2 separate regions of the Homo sapiens genome follow, and region 2 is linked to region 1. Evidence: read pairs that join two places in POLR2A ChIA-PET (ENCODE). Cell type or tissue: MCF 10A. All regions are shown on one strand. Each heading gives the region's core, and the rest is flanking DNA. Links, peaks and the distances in the headings are about the cores only. Region 1 holds the start of LOC124902783 (a long non-coding RNA gene). Region 2 has its middle 24 kb from the start of RPUSD4.

Evidence for each region. ChIA-PET counts read pairs that join two places held together with the same protein. Peaks named below come from ENCODE experiments on the same cell type or tissue, not always from the same donor. Only the 100,000 strongest peaks of a DNase experiment are listed, where the experiment ranks them.
Region 2: POLR2A ChIA-PET joins it to region 1 with 5 read pairs; 5 of 35 experiments call an interaction of 5 or more read pairs at or near these places.

Annotation. Positions count from the first base shown.
Region 1 is chr11:126,124,624-126,140,341 of GRCh38, forward strand. LOC105369591 reads right to left here. Exons shown (of 4, transcript XM_017018656.2): 1 at 15,496-15,718; 2 at 3,373-3,570; 3 at 11-180. LOC124902784 (a long non-coding RNA gene) reads left to right here. Exons shown (of 2, transcript XR_007062938.1): 2 at 6,963-7,337. LOC124902783 (a long non-coding RNA gene) reads left to right here and starts at 10,867. Exons shown (of 3, transcript XR_007062937.1): 1 at 10,867-12,508; 2 at 12,620-12,810; 3 at 13,066-13,194. In MCF 10A, for the core only: no CTCF peak of the experiment used is centred there; a DNase peak (open chromatin) is centred at 7,828.
Region 2 is chr11:126,182,551-126,193,426 of GRCh38, forward strand. No RefSeq gene overlaps it. Among named protein-coding and RNA genes, the nearest start is that of RPUSD4, 24 kb to the right of the region's middle. RefSeq lists enhancers at 420-919, 3,168-4,093. In MCF 10A, for the core only: no CTCF peak of the experiment used is centred there; no DNase peak of the experiment used is centred there.

The sequences.
Region 1 (15,718 bases), core at 5,898-10,897:
GCTAAATTACCAAGAAAGACGTAACAGATTAGCAGTGCAAACTGAGCCTGGGTGGGAGACAGCCAGCACACGAGGGATCTGAGAACGACCCATAGGGTGGTGGTTTCTCTGCTCTTCCTCCTCCCGCAGAATGAGCTGTCTTCACACACTGCAGCCTCTCTGGTGGAGCTGAAGGCTGAGCTGCATTGTCCAGAGAGCCTGAGGTTTAGAAATGGGGTACCATGTCCACTTTCAAACCAGCAACACCCCCAGACTTGAAAAGATCTGGCTCATGCCATCAAGTCCATCTCTGGCTCTCAGGTAGGACTGCTCCTGTCACCCTGGTTGGAGGTGAAACTCTTTTCTGTTTCTAGAGACAACCTTCTCAGATGAACCTGGAGGGCATTACGTTAAGTGAAATAAGCCAGGCATAGAAAGATAAAGACTGCGTGATGTCACTTATATGTGGAATGTAAGAAAGTCCAACTCATAGAAACAGAGTAAAATGGTGGATCCCAGAGGCTGTTGGGTTGGAGGATTGAGGAGATATTGATCAAAGAACACAAAACTTCAGTTAGACAGGAGGAATATGTTCAGGAGACCTATTGTACATCAGGGCAACTACAGTTCAAAACAATATATCTTATATTTTAAAATTGCTCAGAGAGTAGATTTTACATGTTCTTAACCACCATTAAATAAGGATGTCAAATAATACATATGTTCAATAGTTTGAATTAGCCATGCTGGCCTGTATACATATATCAAAACATGATGTTATATGCCATAAATAGGCACAAGTTTTACTTGTCAATTTTTTTAAAAATAAGCTTTTAAAAAGAAACAACCTTCTTTATCTTTTCCCCAGGAATCTGGGAAGGTGTTTAGGCAAGTAATGATTCAAAACTCCCAGAATGTGGGAATCAAAAGGATCTTAGAATACGGCCCCCATCCTTCACTTTACAAATAAATGAACTGAGGTTCACAGGGAGGAAGCACCTTGCCCAAGATCCCCCAGCTGGTGAGTGGCAGAGCTGGGACTAGAACCCGGGTCTCCTGAATCCCTGCAGATGCACATTCTGTAGCAGCTACTTCCAGGCCTTCCATCCAATTGCCCAATTCCCCTTTCCTCATTATTTTTCACTGGGTTGTGTCCAGTGAATTTATATGCTTTTGGCCAATCTGCAACTGTAGCTTCTATGATTTTGAAGTTCTCATATCTTAACCTTAAGGTCTTCTCAGAGATCGAGACCATCCTGGCTAACACAGTGAAATACCGTCTCTACTAAAAATACAAAAAATTAGCTGGGCGTGGTGGCGGGCGCCTGTAGTCCCAGATACTCGGGAGGCTGAGGCAGGAGAATGGTGTGAACCCGGGAGGCGGAGCTTGCAGTGAGCTGAGATAGCGCCACTGCACTCTGGCCTGGGTGAAAGAGCGAGACTCCATCTCAAAAAAAAAAACAAAAAAAAAACAAAAAAAAACAAGTCTCCTCAGTTAAAGTCAGTAGCTTACCTTTCTTGAGCCCCTGCTATTTGTCAGCCACCAGTAACTCAAAGGTGAAAAAGGCACAGTGCCTGTCTTTAAACACTGATGGCCAGGAGCAGTGGCTCACACTTGTAATCCCAGCACTTTGGGAGGCCAAGGTGGGCAGATCACCTGAGGTCAGGAGTTCAAGACCAGCCTGGCCAACATGGTGAAACCCCGTGTCTACTAACGATACAAAAATTAGCCGGGCATGGTGGTGCATACCTGTAATCCCAGCTACTCAGGAGGCTGAGGCAGGAGAATCACTTGAACTTGGGAGGCAGAGGTTGCAGTGAGCCGAGATTGCACCATTGCACTCCAGCCTGGGCAACAGAGCAAGACTCCAACTCAAAAAAAAAAAAAAAAAAAAGATTGACATGAAGCCAGAGGGGAACTCTGGGGTTCTTTCTGACTAACAACCTGAACTCCTTCTGCTAACTCTACCTATTGCCCCACTACATCTTCAGGATGTGTGCGGGATGGGTTAGGAAGTAGAAGTTACCAGGTTAAGCTATGGTCTGTGAGGCACTGTCCTGGGTTCTGGAAGAGAGACCTCCCTACTCTCCAGGAGACATGTGAAAGACCAGCTTCTAGTTTACTAACAGATGCAGGGACAGATAACTGGGATTTGAATTATACCTCCACTATTTACTAGCAATGAGACCACAGGCAAATTATCTAATCTTTCTGGGCCTCAATCTCTTCTGAAATGAGGATAGTAAAGCCCATCTTATAAGGCTGTTATGAAAATCAAACAAAATATGTGAACTCCCTAGTTCCATGCCTACTGCACAGGAGACCTCAAAAATGCTACTTTCTTTCCTTTCTCTTGAATTCTAGTCTTATGTGACTGTGTGTTACCCAGAGCATGATGATTACTGAAGATTTAAATGTGTATTAGTCTGTTCTCACACTGCTAATAAAGACATACCTGAGACTGGGTAATTTATAAAAGAAAGTAGTTTAATTGACTCACAGTTCCATATGGCTGGGGAGGCCTCGCAATCATGGAGGAAGGCAAATGACGAGCAAAGTCACGTCTCACATGGTGGCAGGCAAGAGAGCTTGTGTAGGGGAACTCTGCTTTATAAAACCATCAGATCTTATGAGATTTATTCACTATCATGAGAACAGCACAGGAAAGATCTGACCTTATGATTCAATTACCTCCCACCAGGATCCTCCCGTGATATGTGGGAATTATAGGAGCTACAATTCAAGATGAGATTTGGGTGGAGACACAGTCAAACCATATCCCAGTGCTTTGTGGAGAGACTGTTTCACTGCTATTCTCTTCCAAGCACAGCAAAGGGGGCTGGCTGGCCACCCGCTCCCTTGTAAGTGTGACTTCCCACTTCGAGTCTGCCTGGTGTAGACCCTGATCTTGGCTCAGCACGACAACCCTTCCTTCAGGCTAAACTCTCTCCCTTGGCATCCACCACTGGAAAAGGATGAGCTGCCCTAATCTGAGCCACACTCTATCTCTTTTGAAGAAACAAAAGTGAGAGGAAGCCATGGGGGAGATGCGTTCCTCCTTGATGCATCATAAAAGACACACAGATTTAATGTCAGAAGACAGGCTGGAAAGCCAGCCCTTCCTCCACATCCGTGTCATCCTAGCCTCACTGACCCTCAGTTTCTTGATCTGTGAGAAGGGAACACAAAAGCTGTTTCAGTTAGTTACTGTGAAGATTAAATTTGAAAAGACATACGAATAGTCATAACAAAGAGGAAAGTATTAACGCTACGTCGATACCACTTTACTATTATTGTCTCTTCTCCTGTTCCCCTGACACATCTCAAGTGAGAGCAGGCCCAGGCCAAATCTGCAGAAATTCAGTTTTATTCTTGCTAAGCAGCAGTCCTACCTGATGCTCTCCAGTCGGTAAGGGCAGGGCCCTCCTCTCTCCACCTGAGCTGTGGGAGGCAGGAGGCAAAAGGCCAGTCCCAGAACGGGAACCACGGAGCTGTCTCCTTCTCCATCTGTCTCTGGGGGAGTGCTCTTGGCAAGGAGCAACCGTTCCAAAGGCAAATGTCCAAGGTGAAATCCATCACGGGGCCCTGGACTGGGAAAAGATAGAGGAAAGTAAATCAAGCCTCTCTGAGATAAGAAGACACAGCCTGGAGCATTTAAAAAATGCAACTCTACCAGCTGCCCACTTTTGCGAAGTTTTAAGGCAGAGGACTATGCTAGGTAAGAAGGAACCCAGACCCCATCCCCCTATTTAAAAAGTGGGAGGAGCCCCGATGTGGGGCTTCTCTCTTCTCTCTCCCTCTTACTGCAAGTCTCAGCCAGAGAGGAGCAAAAGGCATTTTTAATGAATCTCTCTCAGCAAAGAAACAGGGAAACATGGAGGCCGTCCGTTTGGTATCAGAGATTAAGGACAAGGGTTCTAGGGTCAGGCATTCTGGGTTCTAATCCTGACTTTTACACTATACGTGTAGTCTTAAACAATCAACTTAATCTCTATGAACCACAGTTTCCAACAGGGATAATATTACGCTATCTTATAGAACTGTTTTCAAGACTAAATATGGGATAATTTTTATAGAGCATTTACTACAGTGGCAAACAGAAAGTGTGTAATCAATAGTGTTATGGCTATTTATAAGATCTGTAAGAGATTGGGGAAGTCAATACCTCTCTAACTACCTTTTATCCCATTTGTATAGTCATTTCTTTAAATTCTCTGAATGGTATTCCCCAAAACAAATCTGGTAGCATCAGTCTTATGTGTTGAATGCTATTGAACAGTGGACATTTTTCTTGCCATTATGTCCCATTTGTGACCTATGACCACACCTGTTCCACTCACCATGTCTCCAAAAATTTGTACGTTTAAGTGCATGTCTGACTGGCTGAGCCTGGAACATCTACAAAGAGATGTTTTGACCACACTCAGGTCATGAAGGGAAGAAAATCGTTAACAGACACCTGGAGTCTGAAGATAGACATGTGGGGAGGCAAGGGAATAATGTCTTAGGCAGGAGGTCCCTCAGTCAGAGGGGAGGACTCTGCATCTGAAAGAAGACCTTCATATCCCTCAAAGTCCCCCTTACCTTATCTTCATCTTTCTCTCTCTTCATTATCAATAAGCCACACACGTTTTCCATGTGCCTGGGCTTGGCGTGTGATGGGAGATGTTTATATCTTGGTCCCCAATCTAAAGCTATCAACAGGATGGGCACAGTGCACAGTGGCTTACGCCTGTAATCCCAGCACTTTGGGAGGCCGAGGCAGGTGGATCATCTGAGGTCAGGAGTTCGAGACCAGCCTGGCCAACATGGCAAAACCCCGTCTCTATTAAAAATACAAAAATTAGCCTGGCATGGTGGTGGGCACCTGTAATCCCAGCTACTCGAGAGGCTGGGGCAGGAGAATCCCCTGAACCCGGGAGGCAGAGGTTGCAGTGAGCAGAGATTGCACCACTGCACTCCAGCCTGGGTGACAGAGCAAGACTCCCATCTTAAAAACAAAATGAAACAAAAAATAAATAAAAATAAAGCTAGCAACAGTCTAATCAGAGAGGGAACTGAGAAACCTGGGATGTCTCAGGGAGTCTGGGAACCTGGCCTTCTTAGCATGGAACCCACTGTAGAGGGGAGATGGGTTCATGGCAAGGAAAGGGAAGCAAATACTCAAGGGCCCTGGAAGGGAGGCAGAAGCCTGTGGCTGCGGCGGCAGTCAGTGGAGGAGGCTTTACGGCTTCCTGAGCAAGGAATTGCATGATGAACATGTGAACATGGTGTGTGGGGTGGACGGGCCAGACCAGAAGCCCTTGCGAGAGAATAAAGGAGCACAAGACCCAGCTTTGACCTTGGCTCAGCCACACACAGCTGTGTGAGTGACACTGGGCAAGTCGCTTAACCTCTCTCCTGGTTTCTCACTTAGAATAATAAAACCTGACTTCCAGGTTTGTCATGAAGCTGCGAGGTGACATATGGTTGCTTTGTGCAAATGTATGTGTTCTAGTGACTGGAGTGGTGTGCTGGGGAGATGAGCACTGCAGGAAGGGAGGCCACCTGGGGACAAGTGGGGCTGTATGGCCAGGCAGGCCTGTGGGGACAAGGGCAGCATGGAGTGGGGGAAGCACTTGAACCTTTTTCTACTGTGTGGCTCTCCTCCTGCTGCCCACGGGTTCTAGGGGCTGCATAGAAAGAGTCCCATGGACTTAAACCCTCTCTTGGCTTAAAACCCACAGTAAGAGGCAGATAGCTGAGAAGATCAGGGAGTGACAGAACATGAGTGGATATACAAATAGACAAGATTAACTATTCCCACTGTATACACAAGAGGCTTTGCTAACACTCGGCCAATTAGAAAACTAATCTAAACAGCCACTGGCTTACATTCTCCTAGGAGCTCTCCAACAGCTGTTCGCTTGCACTTGCCGCTGCTCCCAGCTAGTGCCCTGAGGCTTCTCCTTGGGTCTGGCCCTCACTTGAGCCTCAAGGGCTCCTCAAGAGCAAAGGATTGTGTCGCTTTCCTTTCCTTTCCCTGAACTCCCCCTCGGGTCCTGCTGCTGTTATTACAGGGGGCTCCCTCCATGTCACTGCCTCTGAGAAGCCTTCCACCGTACCCCTAAACAGAGGGACCATTACAGCACTTTTCGGGTTAGACTGCCATTCATCTGGGAGGCATGTACATGAAGAGAGTAAGAGCAAAGCCTTTGAAGTCTGATAAATCGGAGTTAAAAACTCCTAGATCTCTCACTGTTGTGCTCTCTCTGATACCCTGTTCCCTCGCCTAAAAAGAGGATAATAATGATACCTACTTAGGAATTAAAAGCAGGCTAGGCACGGTGGCTCACACCTGTTATCCCAGCACTTTGGGAAGCCGAGGTGGGTGGATCACTTGAGGTCAGGCATTCAAGACTAGCCTGACCACTATGGTGAAACCCCATCTCTACTAAAAATACAAAAACTTAGCCGGGCGTGATGGCGGGCGCCTGTAATCCCAGCCACTCGGGAGGCCGAAGCAGGAGAATCACTTGAACCACTGCATACCAGCCTGGGCAACAGAGCGAGATTCCATCTCAAAAAAAAAAAAAAAAAGGAACTAAAAGCAAATATGTATATACAGGTGTATATGTGTGTGTGTGTGTGTGATACCCCTCTATTTAGATAAGCAAATATATATATATTTATATATATATATGACAAGCTAGTACAGCCCCTGCATACTGTAAGTATTCAATGCATTGCTTTTGCCATTATTATTACTATTGTACTGCTACTACTATTATAATTGTCATTATTGCTGTCTCTGAGTTACCCGAAGGCCAAAAACAACTTTGACTTGGGGGCAAGTAGCCTCTAACATGGTCCCTGATGGTCTCTGTCTCCCAGCCTCCACACCCTTGTGTAAAGCCCTCCTCTGGAGTGTGGGTGGAACCTGGGACTTGCTTCTAATCCACAGAATATGGCAAAGGCAATGGGATGTCACTTCCTTCCTCAGGTTTCAAAAGATTGTGACTTCCGTTCTGCTGGCTGACCCTCTCTCCAGCCTTCTCAGCTTGCATATCTCCATGAAGCAAGCTGCCATGTTGGCAAGACCTACGTGGCAAGGATTTGAGAGCATCCTCTGGCCAGCAGCAAGCTAGGAACCGAGGCCCTCAGTCCAACAACCATCAAGGGACTGAATTCTGCCAACAAACATGTGAACTTGGATGTGGATCCTTCCCCAGGTGAGCCTTCAGACGAAATGCCAACCCTGGCCAAAATTTTGGTTACAGCCTTGTGAGAGATTCTAAAGAAAGGACCTGGCTAAGTTGTGCCCTGGCTCTTGGCCCACAGAAACTGTGAGATAATAAAAGTGTGTTGTTTTAAACCATGATGTATTATGGATTTGTTACACAGAAATAGATAGCTAATACAACCTCTCTGTCTTCCTAGCTCAGCATTTGGCATATGGAGTGGAAGTCAAGTGTCAGTTGAGTGTATGAATGAATGAATGGTGATGGTAACAGGTAAACTCATCAGGACCTAAGAAAGGCCTAGACAGGCTAGATCCAAAGAGAGAGCTCTTTCCCAGCACCCACTGCCTGTATATTCTGTCTTCTCTCCCTCACGACCCTAGGTCCCTCCTCCCTTCCCCGGTCCTCAGGACCTTGCTCTCCTCTTGGTTCCTGCCTTTACTCATTCTCTCTGAATTTTTATTTTCCTCCTTAAAAAATAAAAAATCCAGCTCTCTCTCAAATATCTGCCTCTGGTGAACTGGAATAATTTTTGGTGGAAAGCAGTCTTGTCCAGAAAGGCTCTTACCCACCCTGCTCAGGAATGTGGTTGCTGCAGATATTAAAACAGACTGCAGGCGTCTGCAGTGAGTGGGGAGCTCGTGCCAGCAATGACCTCAGCCCGCACAGCAGGGCTCTTACCTAGGACAAGCTGCTGCATTGAGCTGGATCACAACAGACCTCCAAACTCTTCCCCTTCCAGGTATCCCAGGCTGCACTCTCTAGTTTAATGCCTGAGACACACCTTTGCACCCAAGCCTGGTATCAAAAGTCAAGGGTGGTGCCACCAGGCCTGTGAGGGAGGATGCTGTGGGTCCCACTGTCCCTTCATATTCAAGTGGCTTTGGCTAAAGAATGTGGGCCTCACGCTGGCAGCCCCCTTTCCTGTTCTGTTCTCCTGACTCCATGCCTCCCACTCCTGACAGCTCCAAGGGATCCTGTTCAGGTTGAGAGGTATCAGGCTTCATTTCTTCTGCAAGAGGCACCCTCCCAGGGAAGGCCAGGATTCTCAGGGCAGAAACCGGAGCCTGGGACCCCTCATGGTAAGGCTCCCCATTGTGTGGCTGAGCTTGCATTCAGGCTTAGATCTTTCCCTGCTTAATTCAGCTCCCGTTGTTGAATCCGAAGCTGGCTAAGATGAAGTAGCAACTCGTGTCAATTTTCAGATTTCCCTCTTCCACTGGGAAACTCAGAGAACTAGGAGTATCCCAGCCATAATCGATTCCAGCCTCCAAACTCAGAAACCTACCCTAGGATCATCCCAGTAATTACCACAACAGCTAACGTTTGCCTAACACATTCTTGGATGCAAAGTACTTCTACACATGCTATTTCTCATAAGAATCTTACAATATTTTTAGCCCCATTTAACAGAGGAATAAATCGTGGCTCAGAGATAGTAAGTAGAATTCTCCCAGTTACGTAGTGAGCAAGTGGTAGAAGGGGAACCTAAACCAAGGTCTATTGACTCATACATAGTCCAGTCCTCTTTCCACTACTCCCAAATCTGTAAGGCTCATTTTCCTGTAACTTTGCATTTCATTTGTAAGTTGATCACTTTGTACTTACGTATACCCATTATATTGTCCAATTCCTGCTACTTCCTCCTTAGTCTTCACCCATGCCAGCCTCTGGAGGGCTGGGTCAAGTAGCTTTATGCAGACCAGCAATGGATTGACCACTGGCCTTCAAGTCTGGAGATCCAGGTTTTAAGCTCTGGCTCTGCCACTAATGAGGGGTGTGACTTTGAGTCAGTTACCTCACTTTTCTACCTTACTTTTGCAATGTGAAGGCGATAAATTGCGTGATCACTGGAGTCACTTCTAGCTCTAGAACTATGATCCTTTGATGTAATTCCTGGTTGGGCTCCCTCTTGGGGAGGAACAATTTTTCAAGACAATGGCAAATTCACTCTTGCACTATGAATGCCATCCGGAGCTTGGGCTGAGAAGGGTGAGCGTTTAGCTAACTGCTCCAGTGATGATAGGAAGACCCTTTCCCCCACCTCTGCCTGAACAGGTCCCTTCATTCCTGGCTTCTTTTATCTGTCCTTCCACAACATGTTGTGACCTCTTTTGGGTAGGATTATAAGCACCCAAAGGCCTCTGTCCTTGATCCTCTTTGACCAATGATTATTGCCCAACCCGGTACCAGACAGGCTGGCACTTCCCTGATCTCCTCAGGATGTCTGTGAGCCCAGGATGAAGGTTATTCACAATCCCCAGTGCTAGGGAGACCCAGGGGGCCCTGCAGCTGCTCCCGGCTGTCTGGCTGAACAATGCCGATTCTGTCAGGTCTCCCGGCTGAGCCTTCTTGCGGAGGGTATTCCGGTTGCAGTATTAACTGGAGGCATCTCAGCTGCTTCCTGTTCCTTGGGTCTCAGCACAGATTCCTGAGTGAAGACAGTCAGCCCGGCTTTGCATCTGACCCGAGCCCCCAGCAGTTGGGGTTGGGGGCAGGAAAGATGAAAGAGCTTCGCCATCATCTCAAAGCAAGGAGTCAAACCTCCTCAGCTGGAAGGGGCCCCAAGGACCAAGTGCCCGTTAGACACTGCTCCCAGACATGCCAACCAGGCACAAGGACAGGAGTGTAGCTCAGTTCTCAATCTTTGGGAAGGTAACTCTGCAGCCTCCTAGGTGACTTCTTTCAGGACAAAAATCTAAGAACAACTCTCCATTCTGCAGCCAAACCACTTGTACAAACTACTGGTATTACTTGTACCAGTGTGAACTCCCCACTTCAGCAAGACACATTCTCCTGCCTATCTCCCCCGCTCAGCTGTCCCCCACAATTACGAAGCATGGCAAGAGTTGTCACCACGTTCCTATGTCCTTCCCCATTTCCACAGCCACTCCAGTTCTTTTCTGGCATCACATCTCTGCTATAAGACTACTTATCATCTCCCTAAAACTGCTGTAACTGATACCATGAGACTCTAGCTAGGCTATGCATTCTCATTTGTTTTTCTTCCAGATTTCTTTTTTTTTTTTCCTTTGAGACAGAGTCTCGCTTTGTCATCCAGGCCAGAGACCAATGATGTGATCTCTGCTTATTGCAACTTCCACCTCCTGGGTTCAAGCTATTCTCATGCCTCAGCCATCCAAATTGAGCAGCTGAGACTAGAGATGTGTGCCACCATGCCCGCTAAGTTTTGTATTTTTAGTAGAGACAGGGTTATGTTGGTCAGACTGGTCTCGAACTCCTGACCTCAAGTGATCCACTCGCCTCGGCCTCCCAAAGTGCTGGAATTACAGGCATGAGCCATCACACCTGGCCTTTCCCCAGATTTCTAAATATTCCATGCTTACCTGACAATCTTTGCCAATGTAGTGACCTTGGCATATTCCTTCTCTCTTTTTTTTTTTTTTTTTTTTTGCTTATGTTAGTGTCTCTCAAACCTACTCCGTAAACTGGGAGTTCCTCCGCTGTACGGACAAAGTCTCCTCCCTCCCTCTGAACTGTTGCTGATGCTTGCTTTCTGATTATTGACCATCAGGAAGTCCCACCTGAGAACTAACGCTCTGCCTACAGTTGAATCCCATTTCCTGTTTGGTTGGAGCCTGGAAATGTGATAAGGCTTTGGCCAGCTGCCACTATATTAGCTGGTCCCCAAGGCCAATTTGGGGATATAAAGGAGAAAATGACTCCTATTACTTAAATAGTGTTTCAGAAATGCCCCAGAGTAGAAACAATGGTCCTTGCTGCACCCGGATCCACTGTAACCCTCTTCTTTTGCACCCAGCATCCTGGCCTGCCAGACGGCAGTTCTAGTAAGACGTACTATGTAATGAGGAACGTAACTCAAGGCCGGTCACACCAGAGACTTGTGGAAGGGCAGCCGCCAGGCAGGGGACACAGAGGCTCAGCAGAGGAAGACTCCAGTCAGGTGGCCAGCTCCGTCCTCTGCTATCTCTACAAACGGGCTAGTTTCTTTAAGATTTTTTTCCTTGAGTCCTAACGAAAAACGAGTTGGAACCATGATTGGGGGCGGGGGTGGGGGCTGCAGGGCAGAGTTTATAGGCACTTGCAATTTCTTAACGGCTCCCTCCTCACCCATTCCTCTGCATTTTTCTCTTTTATTAACGTGGCATCTTTCCCAGGACACTTTATGGGACCGTGTGTTTTCACTTATGCCCTGATTAGGGTTGATTGTGTCTCTCTCTATGAAGAGCCCTCAGATCTCGCTCAAGGCCTCCCCTGCACCCCCTGCAAGGGTGCAGGCCATTCTTTCGCTCCAGGGCTCCTGGGCTAATCTCTTAACCTGTCCCCAAGGGCTCCACTGGGTTTTCTACCACACAAGGCACTCTTCTGCCTTAGGGTCGCACTTCATTTGGACCCCAAATAAGACACCCCAGTTGGCTTACTCAACTCTGAAGTGATTCCTGGCACTTGCCCCCAAATTAAATCTGCCCCAGAGGATGAAGAGGAAGATTTGCCACACTGAAGATTTTCTTTTTCTTTTTCGAGACGGAGTTTCACTCTTGTTGCCCAGGCTGGAGTGCAATGGCACAATCTCGGCCCACTACAACCTCCACCTCCTGGGTTCAAGCGATTCTCCTGCCTCAGCCTCCCTAGTAGCTGGGATTACAGGCATGTGCCACCACGCCTGGCTATTTTGTATTTTTAGTAGAGACGGGGTTTCTCCATGTTGGTCAGACTGGTCTTGAACTCCCTACCTTAGGTTATCCACCCGCCTTGGCCTCCCCAAGTGCTGGGATTACAGGCGTGAGTCACGGCGCCTGGTCTGAAGATTTTCAAAGGAATGTGCTGTGAGCCCTGAAGGCCATTGCCCAAGAGGAGGCTCTGAAAATGTTTTGAGCAATAGCAGCTCTGATAGAACACAGCTTTCCAAGGGGCCCACTTTCAAAGGCACGGCACGCTTTTCAGAGAGTCAAGCTTTGGCGTGTTTATTAAAAAAGACACCCATGCTGCTTTCAGGAACGCTGAGCTCTTAGCTCTTCTTTTCTCTTTAACTCAATTCCAAGAGGGGCTGGGACCGAGGTTTGGCGCTTACTTGCTCTCCTTCAGCCCCATTTTAGAAATGTTTCCACCTACCCGTCTCCTGTTATCTGGGAGATTGCTCTGTTTCACTCAGACATGAAGCAGCAGGCTTGGTGGCAGCCCTGTGATCTTTGAAAGCATACCCTCTGGGAGTAGCAGTTTCTTCTTCTGTAGAATGGGGAAAGTAATACATATTCTGCAAGGCTGTGAGAATGAATTGGAGCGATGTCTGCAAGAGGCCTGGCATGCTAAAGGCCTTCAGTAAATGGTAGGGATTTTTGTTATTAATACTATTACCAATATTAAGCAATTAGCCAATATATATTGACCTCTTTGAGAATCTGCTTTTGTTCCCTGGTCCCTCCTCTTGTTCGTCCAGGCCTTCTCCTACTGCAACCCTTTCCTTCTGGAATGTCTGTGGACAACACAACATCAAACTCCCCATTCCTGGCTCCAGGGCAAGAATCTCTGAGTCCTTTGGGAAGTGCAGTGCTAGGATCATTTTCCTGTTGTCAGCGGCTCTGGAAGAGGCATTAGCCCCACAAGGCTTGATGTGGGAAGTTTTTACAGGTACTGCTCATCTGGTGGGCAGATGTAGCTTTGCAGCAAGATAGAGCTCTGTCTTCCAGATCGGGGGTGCCTGGGAGTCTTGAGGTAGAACTGGTTCCTCTCTGCTTGGAGCCAGTGTGGGCACACACATGGGCCTGTCATCTCCTTCAACAGCCCTGGGATCGTTGATCCAAGTTAGATGGAGTGCCTTTAACCCCTGAAATTCACATCCTGGCAATCAGCTGACCATGCCTCCATCATCTCTGTTCCCCGCAGCCCCGACCTCTGCCATCCCCCAACACATAGACACACACAGTGTTATTTCCAGGGAAGAGGAGGATAGTCCTGGTCAATAGCAGTGGACACACTGGAGGTTTCCCCTCAAGGTAAGAGTGTCATTCATTTGCACATTCTCAAGGAGGTGAAACAGGATGCAGAGGGCTTCTCAAGGTAGGGTTACCCCAGAGCATTTGAGCATTTTCCTAAAGGAAGATGAAGGGAGTAGTAGCCACCAGTGGCTGAGTTCTCCCCTCTACATCCCACTGGATATCACCAATCCCTAATTCTCCACTCCAAAGCCCTAGCTCTGCCTTGATAGAGTGGGGATGTGCCTGGGCCATTAGTAGCCATTGTCCACTCTTTTATTGCTTGGGCTTTTTAGGGGGACCTTTATGCGAAGATGCTCCCAACCTCATCACATCTGGGACCTTTTTGCGAAGATGCTCCCAACCTCATCACATCTGGGACCTTTTTGCGAAGATGCTCCCAACCTCATCACATCTGGCCAAAGTGCTTTTAGTCACAAGCGGCAGAACTCAGTTCACAGGAACACATATGAAAAGTGGATGTAGAGATAACTATGAGGGATATGAGACTTTAATTAAGCAAAGTACCCGGCCTCGTCATTCTCTCTCCTCCTGGGCTGTGGTCTCTTGGCTCAGCCTTTCTCTCTTCGTGACTTTGGTTTGCCTATGGTTTTATAACATGGCCCTAACAAGTAAGTCCTCCTTGATCATGACATTTACTTGAGCTCCCTATGACCAAACAGAGTCTGCTTTTTAATTTCAAACTCTTAAGAGAGAAAAACCGGATGGCTGTTTATTGCCAACACGTTGGCTGGCCTTGGGTACTTATTCCTGGTCTAGTTAGCCGCGGCTGAGGAGCAGAGCATGTGGTATGAAACACATATAAGGTAGCAGGGGCTGAAAGTGGGAAACAACTTCTCTGAGAAGCAACCCAAGCTGGTATTCCACCCAAGGTGTGCCTGATGCACCCCCTGTGTGGTTCTGGGATTCACCCGAGGGACAGGTAATAGCCGTCCTCAGTGACTGTCTCGGCAGAGGCTGGGCTTGGAGCTCAAAGGCCAGGGAAGCAGCAGGTCCACTGATGCAGCTGCCACCTCCACAGCATGCTGGGGACATGGTGACATTCTCCTAAGAGCACTTACAGAGACAGTGTCCTGTGAAAGCAGCGCTGGACTGGGAGTTGGCAGTCCTGGCTTGTCATCCAGCTCGGCTGCTAACCCCCATGACCCCGGGGAACCGACCTTCTTCCTCTAGGTCTTAGATTCTCCAGAAGTTAAAAATGAATTTAAAAACCATTGTTATTAATAATAATAAACAGCATTGAATGAAATCATCTCCAGGGTTCTTTTCAATCCCTAAGATTTCCCTAAGCCTCCCCCATCTCCACTTGACAACTTCCCAGAAATGCTTTCAAATGGAGCTCTTTAACCCATAATTTGGTGGGGCCTCTGCCAGCTGCCTCTCTCCCACAACACACCCAGTCCCTGTGATAAGTCCTCCTCAGGGGCTTTCCAGCCTAGACCTGCAGCTATTCAAGAAAGTCCAGGCAGGGCCTTCCCGGGCAACTGATTTCTGAGCTTGTTCGACGGGGAGGAGGGGGTCTGAGCATTTGCTGTCTGGCCACTCCAAAGAGGGAAGTCTGGGCCTGAAGACGCATCTACTGGGGGGTTTCCACATTGATGATCAGGGCCTGGGAGGCCAAGAGAAGCTCCAGAAGAAGGGTCAGCAAAATCCCCAGAGAAACGGGGACTATGAGTGGAACAGAGCTGGAGAGGAAGAACGGAAAACACTGTGGGTTCCCGGGACGGGGGCAGGGAGGAGGGAAAGTTTGTGTCTTTTGGCAGGAAATGAATAACATTCAAAGAATATGCAAAATGCCATTCTAATTGGCACCTGTTCCCTTTGGAGCCAGTCACTCGGCCCACGGCATCTGAGGGTGAGTCTGGTTTGGGTCTCCCCAGGGGAGGAATACAGCACATTGAGATCCACTTGAATGATAAGAGAGGCACTGGTCCTAAGTGGGGTAGAGGAACGGAAGGTACCCTCAGCCTCCATGGCTCCTTCCCAGCCCCAAATGCTCTGTCACAACCCCCCCAGCTCAACCCCAGGCAGATGGCTACAAATTTTGCAGGGGCCTCTGAGCATTCCCTTGGCTAACAGCCACATTCCAGAACAGCATATGTTTCATCTCAAATCCACAAGGTTTGCACTTCCAAGCGGAGCCAAAGAGAAAAACCTTGGCCCAGGCTGCAAATTTCTTAGGAGAGGTGGGGGTCAGGGGCGGCCCCCAGGGAGGTTGTAGCTGTTATGTTGAAGAACATTTGAGTTCAAGTTCATGCAAAGCTAGGTCCCAAATATATGACACCCACATTCCTAATTCATAACCCCTCAAAGTACCTACCTGGAGAAGGAGTGAGCAGCGCTGCTTCCTCTTGCTGTCACCCAAATGGCCCTCATGCCACCTGCATGTTCCTCCAGCCCCATAACAGTTCTGCACCTTTGCCTAACTTCATGGCCCTTTTGAATCAGTGATTCACAGCCCAGGGCTGTGTGGAGTCTGGGTGGGGAGGGAAGAAACAGGGTGACTCCTGATCTCACTCTACCCCTTAAAAAATGCCTGGACC
Region 2 (10,876 bases), core at 5,564-10,563, 58 kb after region 1:
CTCAAGCAATCCTCCCACCTTAGCCTCCTGAGTAGCAGGGACTACAGGTGCACGTCACAACTGGCTAGTTTTTTTTTTGTTTTTTGTAGAGATAGAGTCTCACTGTGTTGCCCAGAATGATCTCTAATTCCTGGATGCCAGTGATCCTCCCACCTCGGCCTCCTAAAGTGCTGGGATTACAGGCATGAGCCACTGCGCTCAGCCCTGGTGTGATTATTGAGTGCCAAATTTCATTCTCAAAAGTATCCTGGTTTGTAAGATACTGTAAATTTCATTAACCCCTTACCTAAAGATAGAATTGTCACGCCTCCTGGGGTGAGCAGCACTCCAGCGGTCTCTGAAGCCGTGGTCCAGACTGCAGGAAGGCTTCACATCCACCTTCCTCAGCAGACAGGTTTCATTCTGTTCTGTTCATACCTCAGCAGGAAAGGGCATTGCCACCTCTCACGGGTCTGGTGGCCCTCCATTGAGCATGGATAAGATGCCTCCTCTTCCATCTCGCCCATCCTCAGTGCAGGGGGTCTGGGCCTCTCCCCTCTACAATTCGATGTAAGGCAAAGGTGACATTCCTCTGTAGCCCTTGCCACCCTCAGCCTTTTCCTCCCCGGGTGAAAAATCCCAACCCCTTAACGTTTCATTCCCTCCCACCTCCTTCAGTGCCCAAGCCGCTCTGCTCCTTAAGATCACAAACCACGCACAAACCACATCTTTTCTTCTTTACATAGCTAGTGCCTGGCAGAGGAGGTGCTCACTAAATCTTTTTTTTTTTTTTTTTTGTGAGATGGAGTCTTGCTCTGTCACCCAGGTTAGAGTGCAGCCTCCACCTCCTGGGTTCCAGCGATTATCCTGCCTCAGTCTCCCAGGTAGCTGGGATAACAACTGCCTGCCACCATGCCCAACTAATTTTTGTATTTTTAGTAGAGATGGGGTTTCACCATGTTGGTCAGGCTGGTCTCGAACTCCTGACTTCAGGTAATCTGCCTGCCTCGGCCTCCCCAAGTACTAGGATTACAGGTGTGAGCCACCGCATCCAGCCTAGTTCATTCTTTTCAATAATTTTTCCTTTTTTTTTTTTTTTTTTTTTTGTGACAGGGCCTCACTCTGTTGTCCAGGCTGGAGTGCAGCAGCATAATCTGGGCTCACTGAAGTCTTAAACTCGTAGGTTCAAGTGATCCTCCCATCTCAGCCTCCCAAGTAGCTGGAACTACAGGTGCATGCCATCACACCCAGCTAATTTTTTTTAATAGGAAAGATGAGGTCTCACTACGTGGCCCAGGCTGGTATCAAACTCTTGGGCTCAAGCAATCCACCTGCCTCGGTGTCACACCTGGAATTACAGGTGTGAGCCTTACAGGTGAGAGCTTCAGTGGGTTCAAGGGCCCTAAGAATCTCTAGCCTAGAAAATAAGGTTCTTCCTTTCTCTTTTTAATAACTTTCTTGAGAATTCACAGTACCATACAATTCACACATTTAAAGCATGCAATTCAATGGTTACCTTGCCAGGCTTGATAGATAATTTTTGGATGAATGAGGCACTGGCAAAATGAAGCTGAGGCTGCTATCACGTTGCATGGGGCCGAGGGCACCGCAGAGCCTGGGCCCCCAGGTGTGGGCAGCTCCTGAGAGCACCCTCTCCGGAAGAGTAGGACTGAGAGGGCCGGCCCCACTGAAATGCACGCCCGTGGATGCAGCAAGAGGTCGGCCGGGCAGGGGGAAAGGGCATCCCCTTCCATTCCAGGAGCTGCTCTTCTCGTAGGTCACACCCAGGGCCCTTCCCCAGAACTGTACTCCTTCCAGCCAAGCCCACTTCCTCTGCTCACAAGAGAAAGGAAAACTCTTCTGCTGGATGCAGAGGTGTACAATGAAGAAGGGGCCGCCTGAGGCTTTGTATCCAGGGCCCTTTTATTTTGTTCTTTTGGTCAGTATTTACTACCCATTTGACAAGCATGTCCCAAGCATTTCCTATGTACCAGGCCTGTGCTGGACACTGGGGATGAAACTGAGAACAAGCCATCCAGGTGCCTCTGCCCTGCAGGGCTGTCTTTAATCTTGATGTCCAAAGCTGGCTCCAGGGGCTGCACTTAGAATAAAATAAGACAGTGATTTCTGGGTTCCTGCAGTTTCTGGGTTTCTGGATATCTCCGTGTGAACGGCCACCTTTATGTAAGCGTCATAAAGAGTATCTGCTTGACATGAGAACTTTTGGAGTGAGATGAACCATTTTCGAATCTCAGTTCTGTTTCTCCTTGGTTGAGTTACACTTGATCTTAGCCAAAAGGCGGAGAAGTGATCCCCTTGGTTGAGTTATTTAATCTCCGGCTCATGTGTGAATTGTAGACAATCCCATCCACCTTGCAGAATTATTTGGAGGGTCCGATGGGTAACGGCTGCAAGATAAGTGTCCAGTACGTGGGGACACTCAGTAAACGGGGTGACGATTACCCCTGAGCACTGGGGTTTCAAATCCCAGCTGAAGATTCTGTTGGAGTTGGCATGACCTTGTGTTGCAAGACTGTGGCTCCTAAAATTGACTGGTTTTAAGAATCACTGTGAGAGCTTTTTAGAATTACAAATTTTCGAGCCCGAAACCAAACCGACTGAACCGGAAGCGGCAGGGATGGGCCTGGAAATGTGCATTCTCAGAGGTCTCCAAGTGTGCGATCCACAGTGCTAAGCAGCGCCTCTCAAATCCAGCCCACCCATTTATTTTCCAAAACTCCTGGGAGAGACGACAGAGGGACAGAGGCGCAGGGCTCTGTGGAAGCCAGGCCTGCACCCCTCCCCCAGGCGGCCTCCTCTCCACTCTGGGACCAGCCCTGCCTTCCCCCAGGCTGCGGTGGGTCCCGTCGGAGCACAGCGGCTGCTCATAAAGCTCCCGATGAAAGGCACGCTGGACAGGAGAGGTCAAGGTTCACACAAGCAGCTCCGCCTTCTGTTTCATTTACAAGTGGCAGTCACCTCATTAAACCCGGTCCCCCTCCACCCCTACCCCACCCTCACCCCCAGCCCACCGCACGCATCCCCACACCCGGTCCCTCCCGCTCAGCCCTGGCCGGCACAGAGAGGCTGGGTTGGAGATCGAGTGGTCCAGAGATGGGCAGGTGACCTGCTGGACACGCCCACCCATACCCCAGACTTGCCTAGTGCCTAATGTATGGAATGCACTCAACACGTGTTTGTTAAACTTGGTGTTTATAAATGCATAAAAGTGGCATTTTGTGAAGTTGCTGCAGCACAACTTGGACTTGGAAAGCAGTGCTGATCCCTTCAGAGTCCTGGGGAGGAGAAAAGGCAGCGATTGCTGTGCGCCCCCGGCTGACTTTTCACCTCTCCTAGCCTCTGTTTCCTCCTCTATGAAGGGGTTACCGAGGTGATTAAATGGAGCAGGCCACACGAAAGAGCCTAGCTAACGACTGGAACATTGCAGCTGTGCGGTTGGTGTTCCTGAACCCACAGAGGGCAATGGAGACACAACGTCACACAGAGTTAACTCTGCCCAGGCACAGTGGCTCACGCCTGTAGTCCCAGCTACTTCAAAGGCTGAGGAGGCAGGGCAGCTTGAGCCCAGGAGGTTGAGGCTGCAGTGGACCATGACTGTGCCACTGCATTCCAGCCTGGGTGACACGAGGAGACCCTGTCTTAAAAAAAAACATTAAACAGAGTTAACTTCAATTATGATGACAGCATGGAGGCTGGCAGGCATGGGGGCTGTTAGACCACACAGAAGGACCTGAGGTCCTCAGCAGGGTTTACAGGTGGCTCCTGGGGAGATGGGAACCTGTAAGCCTGGACCTGAAGCAGGGGCTTTAGCCAGCCAGGCCCAGGGGCCAGATGGAGCAGAGAGAAGCCGCTCACCAGGCCTCGAGTGGAAGGGGCGCGCCTGCACATCTGAAGCCTGGGGAGAAGCAGGCCTGGTGACTCGGTGCGTGTCCAGCAAGGGAAGGGAGCCAGGCGAGGCCAGGGAGTGGACAGCTGGACGCCTGCTGGACCTCCCCCAAGGAAGGCTTCCGGGCTCCGGCTGAGGGATCATGAAGTGCTGAGGTGCCTTAAGCCCAGGGGCCCATGACTGGAGTCGCCCCTACCATTTCATTTTAGTCTTCACGCCAGTTTATGAGCTACTGAAGGGTCCCAACTTTGTCACCTTAGGATCATTCCCCAGGGTCCCACGTACACCCCACTCCCCTGCAACAGGAGAGGCCTGCCTCGCCCCTCTTGGACTCAGCGCAGCGCTGGTGCCCATCTCTGAGTGGTGGAGGCTCCAGCATTTCTATACAGCAGGGGCCTGGGGAGGCTGCAAGGGAGGTATAGAGGGGACCGGTCATCAAACATTTGCAGAGCAGGCTCAGTTTGTTTGTTTGAGAGAGGAGCTGGTGGAGACCGTCCGAGGCTGAAGTCCACTACGGCCCCACAGAGCCCCAGCTGCAGGAAGCCAGAGAAAAGAGCGCCATTCCTGCCTCCGTCTCTGTGAAGGGCGTCCCGGGCTGGGACTGGGTGAGGTGAAGGAGGTTCCTCACTTCCCTGACCAAGGCCCTGCCCGTAGCTCTCACCACCCTCTCCTCGCCTCTGCCCATCCCTCCTTGCCCTCCCACACAGGTCTTGTGGGGGCTCAGGCACCCTCATCAGCACCCCTGCATCATGGGGCCGCTGCTGGGCCTCCCCTAAGAGGGGCTCTCCCCAGTGAAAAGGAGGCTGAAGAGAGGATGGCGCCGAAGCTGCCACCCAGAGGAGAGAAGGGACATTAACACAGAAGGAGAGACTGGAGAGAGAAAATAAGAGACAGAAAATGAGAGGCAGGGAGCGAGGCAGGTGCGAGGGGACGAGAGTGCAATCTTAACAGAAGGGGAAGGCACTAACCAGGGACCACATGCTGGGGCACAGAGGGATGAATATGTATAAACACTGAGAGTCAGACAGGGACAGAGACTGTGCCAGGGACCACAACAGAGGCCGGCAGATGATGGGCGGCCTGTCATCTTTTGGAGCCAGGCCCTGTTAGGAGAATTCTTGGCCTCAGTTGATGCTGGGGGCAGGATGGAGTGTGCCTTCCCCTCCAATTTTTCCAGCTGGAACCCTACATGCAGCTCCAAGCTTTCCCCATCCTTTCTGAGGTTCCGGCTGCAAAGACTCCCAGGACAGGCCAGCCGGGTCGCTGGGCCTGAGAGTGGCCCACCCAGGGCCCACCTTGGGCAGGTGGGGGAGACCGTGGGCTTCCAGGAACAAGGAGCCCCCAACAAGTACAAGAAGGACCCTAAGGGCTGGGTAGGGTGGCAGGGTGGCTCACACTTGTAATCCCAGCACTTTGGGAGGCTGAGGTGGGCAGATCACGAGGTCAGGAGATTGAGACCATCCTGACCAACATGGTGAAACCCCGTCTCCACTAAAAATACAAAAATTAGTCAGGCGTGGTGGTACGCACCTGTAGTCCCAGCTACTCGGGAGGCTGAGGCAGGAGAATTGCTTGAACCCGGGAGGTGGAGACTGCAGTGAGCTGAGATCACATCACTGCACCCCAGCCTGGTGACAGAGCGAGACTCCATCTCAAGAAAAAAAAAAAAGAAGGACCCTAAGACCCACCAGCCAAACAGATCCTCCCACACTCCTTCCAGGTCTGCACCGGACACAGCTGGGCTAAGTGGTGACCTGAGACCCAGGGAGAGCTGAAGCCGGGGAGTTTCTGGGTGTCTTGATGTTGAGGGGTAACTTGTCTGCTGCTTGGAGGGCTCCTTTAGTCACCGGCTGAGAGGATTATCAGGACGGCGCAGGCCTCCAGGTGTGCCACGGCCCTGACTCCGCAACAGCTCTGTGCTACCTACCTCCCCCTCCCTGGGCTTTCTGACCTCTGCCGTCTCGTGCTCCCCTCCCCTATGGGTCAGGATCCAAGCTCCCCAAGTTTGCTACTTCTCCAGCCATGTCGCTCCCTGCCACAAGCTCTACACTGCAGTAACACACCACACTGCTTGCAGACACATCTAGAAACCACAGCACTCCTTCCTCTGGAATGCCCCTCCCTTCTCTCCTCCTGAAAGCTCTCAGGTCCCCAGGAAGGCCCCCTCCCCACCCAGGCTGCATCGGCATTTTGCTAGTGATCTCCGGATGCCTGGGTGCCTCTCCTGCAATCTCTCTGAAACATGTCAGGTGCTCCAGGACAGGGCTACAGCTGCATCTCGACACCCACTACGGCCAACACACAGCCCGGGCCCCTAGGTGATGGGTGGACAAATGAGATGCGGTCAGGATTATAAGCCACACCTCGCCTGACTGGTTCTCCACTTCCTTTTTGTCTTTCCACCTAGATGGCAGGTGCACTGTGTGCAGAAACTGTATCTTCTGCTTCCTTGCCCTCTCCCTAGTTTCAGACAATGTTGTGCACGACAGACACTTGCTGACAGGAAGAGGGGTCAGAGTCTTGCGTGTTCCAAGGGATCCACCTGAATTCTTCAAGGACCCTGCGTTCCGGGCACCAGGGACAAAGCCAGGTCCATGTGTGGTTTCTCTCTTTTCTAGGGCCTGCAAGTTGGAGAGATGCCCTCCCCTCCCCCATAGAATCCCAAACCCTGGTCTGGGGCTCATTCAGGTGGATTTCGGGACAGGCCAGAGGGAAGGGACAGCAACGGAGAGCTGGGGACGGGGGCGCTTTTCCTCGGAAAATAATGAGGCAATTAGAGGAGGCCGAGAGCAGTTCCAGATGTGGCGGCTGACTGCTGAGATAGTGACGTGTACTTCTAACATGTCAGCACGCTGGGGACTGAGGCTGTCTGCAGCTGCTCCAGCTGTCACCTGGCCCCACTGTGCTGCTGCGGTTACCTGGCCTAATGGTTTTGGAATGAGCTGGGCTGGGGCCCACGGCCTAGAACCCTGGTCCCCAAAACTTCTTGCCAGAAAGAAACTCAACCTCAGTAAAAGCCCCATCTGCTGAGGGCCGTCAAGACATTCACCGTCACCTGCCTCGCCTTGAAGTTCGATCCCCTCCAGGACAAGCTTTCAGGGGAAGCTCGGAGCCTGGCCCCGAGCAAGCGCTGGGGACAGAACACAGTGTGGTTGGATGTGGCCCTAGGCCCAGAGTTGCCTAAAGTCCAGGCATGGGAGACAGGACAGGGACAAAGCCCCTCCGACAGGAAGCAGCCAGTGGCTGGCACTGATCAGGTGCACACAAAGGTGTCTGTGTTCCTGTCTGGCCCCTCCCCAGCAGGCCCTGGACCCTGCCCTCTCCATCCCATCTTTCCCAGGCGTCCTGAGCTGCCTGGCCTTTTGAGCGATTACTGGCACAGGATACCAGCACTGACAGCTCTTGTCACAGTCCCCCAGGCCTCATTCATGCTGGAGAGGCGAGGACAGCTTAATTCCCAAACTCAGACACAGGATTGCCTGCCAGATAGGGCATGGGGCTGCCACTGACCCCCACCCCTCCCTCCCTAGGAGGTGGGCACCTGGGAACAAAGCCTCTGGTGTCCCCTCTGCTCTCCTCCCTCCTCTGACCTCCCCTTCCCCTCTTTCTGCATCAAACAGCAGGTGCTGATGGCAGCTAAATTGTCCAGGGATGAGTGATGCTGGGTGCTTAGGAGGATGAGAAGGAAAGAGCTTTGGACATGACAACCTCAACCCTTCCCCACTCCAGCCCCCATTTGGGGACAGGGAAAAGAATTGATGTCAGATGTAGGGGGTTCCCTTAGCCCCAGTATTCTGAGCTTCTGGCCCCCACACCAGGAACCAAGGAGCACTGGCTTCATGCCAACACCTTCAAACCACCCCACACTCCGTGTGGAACCCGAGGCCCTTCAGGAGCTGTCAGACAGCCCCAGGGAGCTGCTGGCCATGCTGTGTTCTCCTGGCATCTTCCCACTCCCAGGCCAGCCACCTTGGCTGGGGGTATCTGCCATGACCTTCACTCCCTGAGCCCTTGGTCTTCACATCCATGGTGGACAATCCCAGATGGGGGTTCCCCAAGTCCCGCCCAGTTTGGGAAACAACTGTGCCCCCTCCCATTTCCAAGGCCATCTCCTAAGCTAGCCTGGGGGCTCCTCACATGTGCTCCTGAGGTTCTAACAACCACTTGGGCATGGCCTGCCCTCTCCGGAGTCAAAGCCACTAATTCAGCTTGGAATGCCCTTCTCCATATGCAGTGTGGAGGAACTGACCCCCTTTTTCTGCTTTTCCTTTCCTAGTTCTCCCCCAAACTGCAGTCAGAATAGCAGAGTTAGGGCTGTTCTTCATTCCCATTAGGACTCTAGAAAAACAGACTAATGGCCCCAAAGAGCGTAACCGCATGACCCTCCTCCTCTAGAGAAAGTGCTAGAAATCTAATCGGGCAGCAACATAGTACCGTGGGTAAGTCCGTGCGTCCAGGCCTGTTTCCTGGCTTTCCAGGTGCATGCCCTCAGGCAGTCTGCCCAAGCTGATTTCCTCATCTCTGAAATATCTCCTTCGTGGAAGCACTGCGGGATTCAATGAGCTCACACGGCACAGCCCCAGCACCGTGCCTGGCTCGCGGCAAGTGTCCGATAGAAGCCAGCCTCTGCTGCTGTGACCACCTTCCCCAGCAGTGGCTGGTGTGTGCTATGGGCTGACTGTCTCTCCCAAATTCCTGTGTTGAAGACTCAACCCCAGTACCTCAGAATGTGACGACCCTTGGAGATAAGCCTTTAAGGGGGTGAGTCCATTGAAATGGAGCCTCGAGGACGTGCCCTCACCCACTCTGACCAGTGTCCCTGTAAGAAGAGGCAATCAGATCACAGGCCCACACCGAGGAGAAGCTGTGTGAGCGCACACAGAGAAGGCAGCCATCAGCAACAGAGAGGCCTCCAGAGAAACCAAGCCTGCCAACACCTGGATCTTGGACTTCCAGCCTCCAGAACCATGAGCAAATGAATTTCTATTGTCTAAGCCACCCAGGCTGTGATATTTCGTTACGGTAGCCCCAGCAAACTGTGATATTTTGTTATGGCAAGCTGCAGTGTGACCAGTCACTGCCTGGGATGCCAGGCCCGTCCTTCCCAGCCCAGGCACCGTGCAGGATGCCAGGCCCCAGAAAGGACGGGAAGGCCCCGGGCAGGATAGTAAAAGGCCCGATGTCCAGGTCCCTTCTGGGAGGTTTCACTTCCAAGTACAGTCTGGATTCTAAACTGGATCTTAACATTGAGTTTCTACACTGCCCTTCTCTGAGATGCTGAATTTGTGGGTTCCAGTAAGGGATTAGGGATGTTGTGTCTTCTCCCGAATAAGTAATCTTGGCATAACCAGACTCAGGGTCTTGAAACTAGAAAGGATCTCAGAGATTGTCTTATCTAGAGACTGAGATCATCAACTTTGTCTCAACTGCCCATTTTACAGGTGAGGAAACTGAGGTCTGGAAAGATGGTGACACAGCTAGCTAGCGGCAGAATTTAAAAAGAACCCAGTTGCCTTGTCTTTCCATTAGGAGACCTGCCTTCCTGCTCCAAGTGTACACTCGCTCATCCCTGGCTGGGATCTGGGAAGGCTGGAGAGAGGAGAATCGGGACTTCTCTTTTGGTCTCTCAGCACCTGGTTCACTGGAGAAACACAGGTTAAGAGTGGGGCTCCCAAGTTAGACGGATGGGTCAAAACCTAGTTCTGCTGTGTACAGATGTGGCCTCGGGAAATCAGTGGACCACTCTGGGCTTCATGTTTATCATCTGTAAAATGGAAATAAAAACAAGGAAGAATAGTATATCCCTCACAAGGCTATTATTGGGAGCTTTTAAACCTAACAGGCTCCACATAGGCCACAAAAGTCGAATGCAGAAATTACCACGAGTGTTGGCTTTCGGGGGTCCGTGTGGGAGTAGGGAAAGGAAGAGTGAGTCTCAGCTGTGATCACAGGCCCTCTAAGCCTCTTGCTTGCCTTCTCTCGTGGAATTTTCTTTCCTAGGCTGGAGAAGTAGGGTGACAAGGGAAATCTGGCTTATAACTCCAGAAAATAAACCCAAGGATACTTCTGGAAAATTCTGTAACTTTAGGCAGGAAAAAGGCCAGACTCCCCGGCAGGGCCAGGACGGGCTGGCAGCCTTTCAGACACGGCTTGAAGGAGGCCCTGGTGTGAGACAGAGGCTCGGAGGACCGCACAGAGCCCAGGGCACAGTGGCTCGCTCCCTCCCTGTCCTCCTGCCACCTTCCAGCTCCCACCCTCTCTTTTCCTCTGTCTTCTTTCCCATGAAGGTGGCACCTTCAGTGGCCAGTGAGTCCCTGGCAGCTGTGAGTGAGTGAGACCAGGCTTGGCAGCTGTCTGTTAGCAACGGAGTTGGAGCATCCCACCATGGGGGTGATGCCCACAGCCTGAGTCCCCTTCCAGCATGGGGAGCCCCTGATTCCAAGGGGGAGATTCTCGCTTGACCCTCAGAGTGGTGTTGCATGCATGAAGTGATGACCACATGCCCCTTAAAGCCAACTACAGAGAAAGTGGGTGGATGGGTCTGGCCACCACAAGCTCCTCGGAACACAGGCTGGAGGTCTGGGATGAGGGGCCCAAGGCTGTCCACCTGGGCGGCAGGGAGGCCCGAGAGGACAAGAACCAGCCCCAGAGAACGGAGAGATGAAAGAGGTGATGAGGACAAGCTGGCGTCTTCCCGGAAACCTGGATGGGAGAGGAGACAGTGCCAGCCGCTCTCCCCGTGGGCCTCCCCCCTGCTTGCTCTCTGACCTCGCTGAGCACATCAAAGCGGGAACCCCTTCCCCCAGGCTGGCTCCCTGAATGGCCCAGGTCATCACTGGCTCCTTGAAGCTGCTGATGGACAGATGGTAATCGCTCCCAGCCTGCTGAAAGAGGACGCGGCTCCAGGTCGGAGCTGGGCCTCGGTGGGCTCCCTGCATGGGAGGCTGTCTTGGCTGCCCACTTCTCGGTCCCCCTCACTGCTCCCTGGGA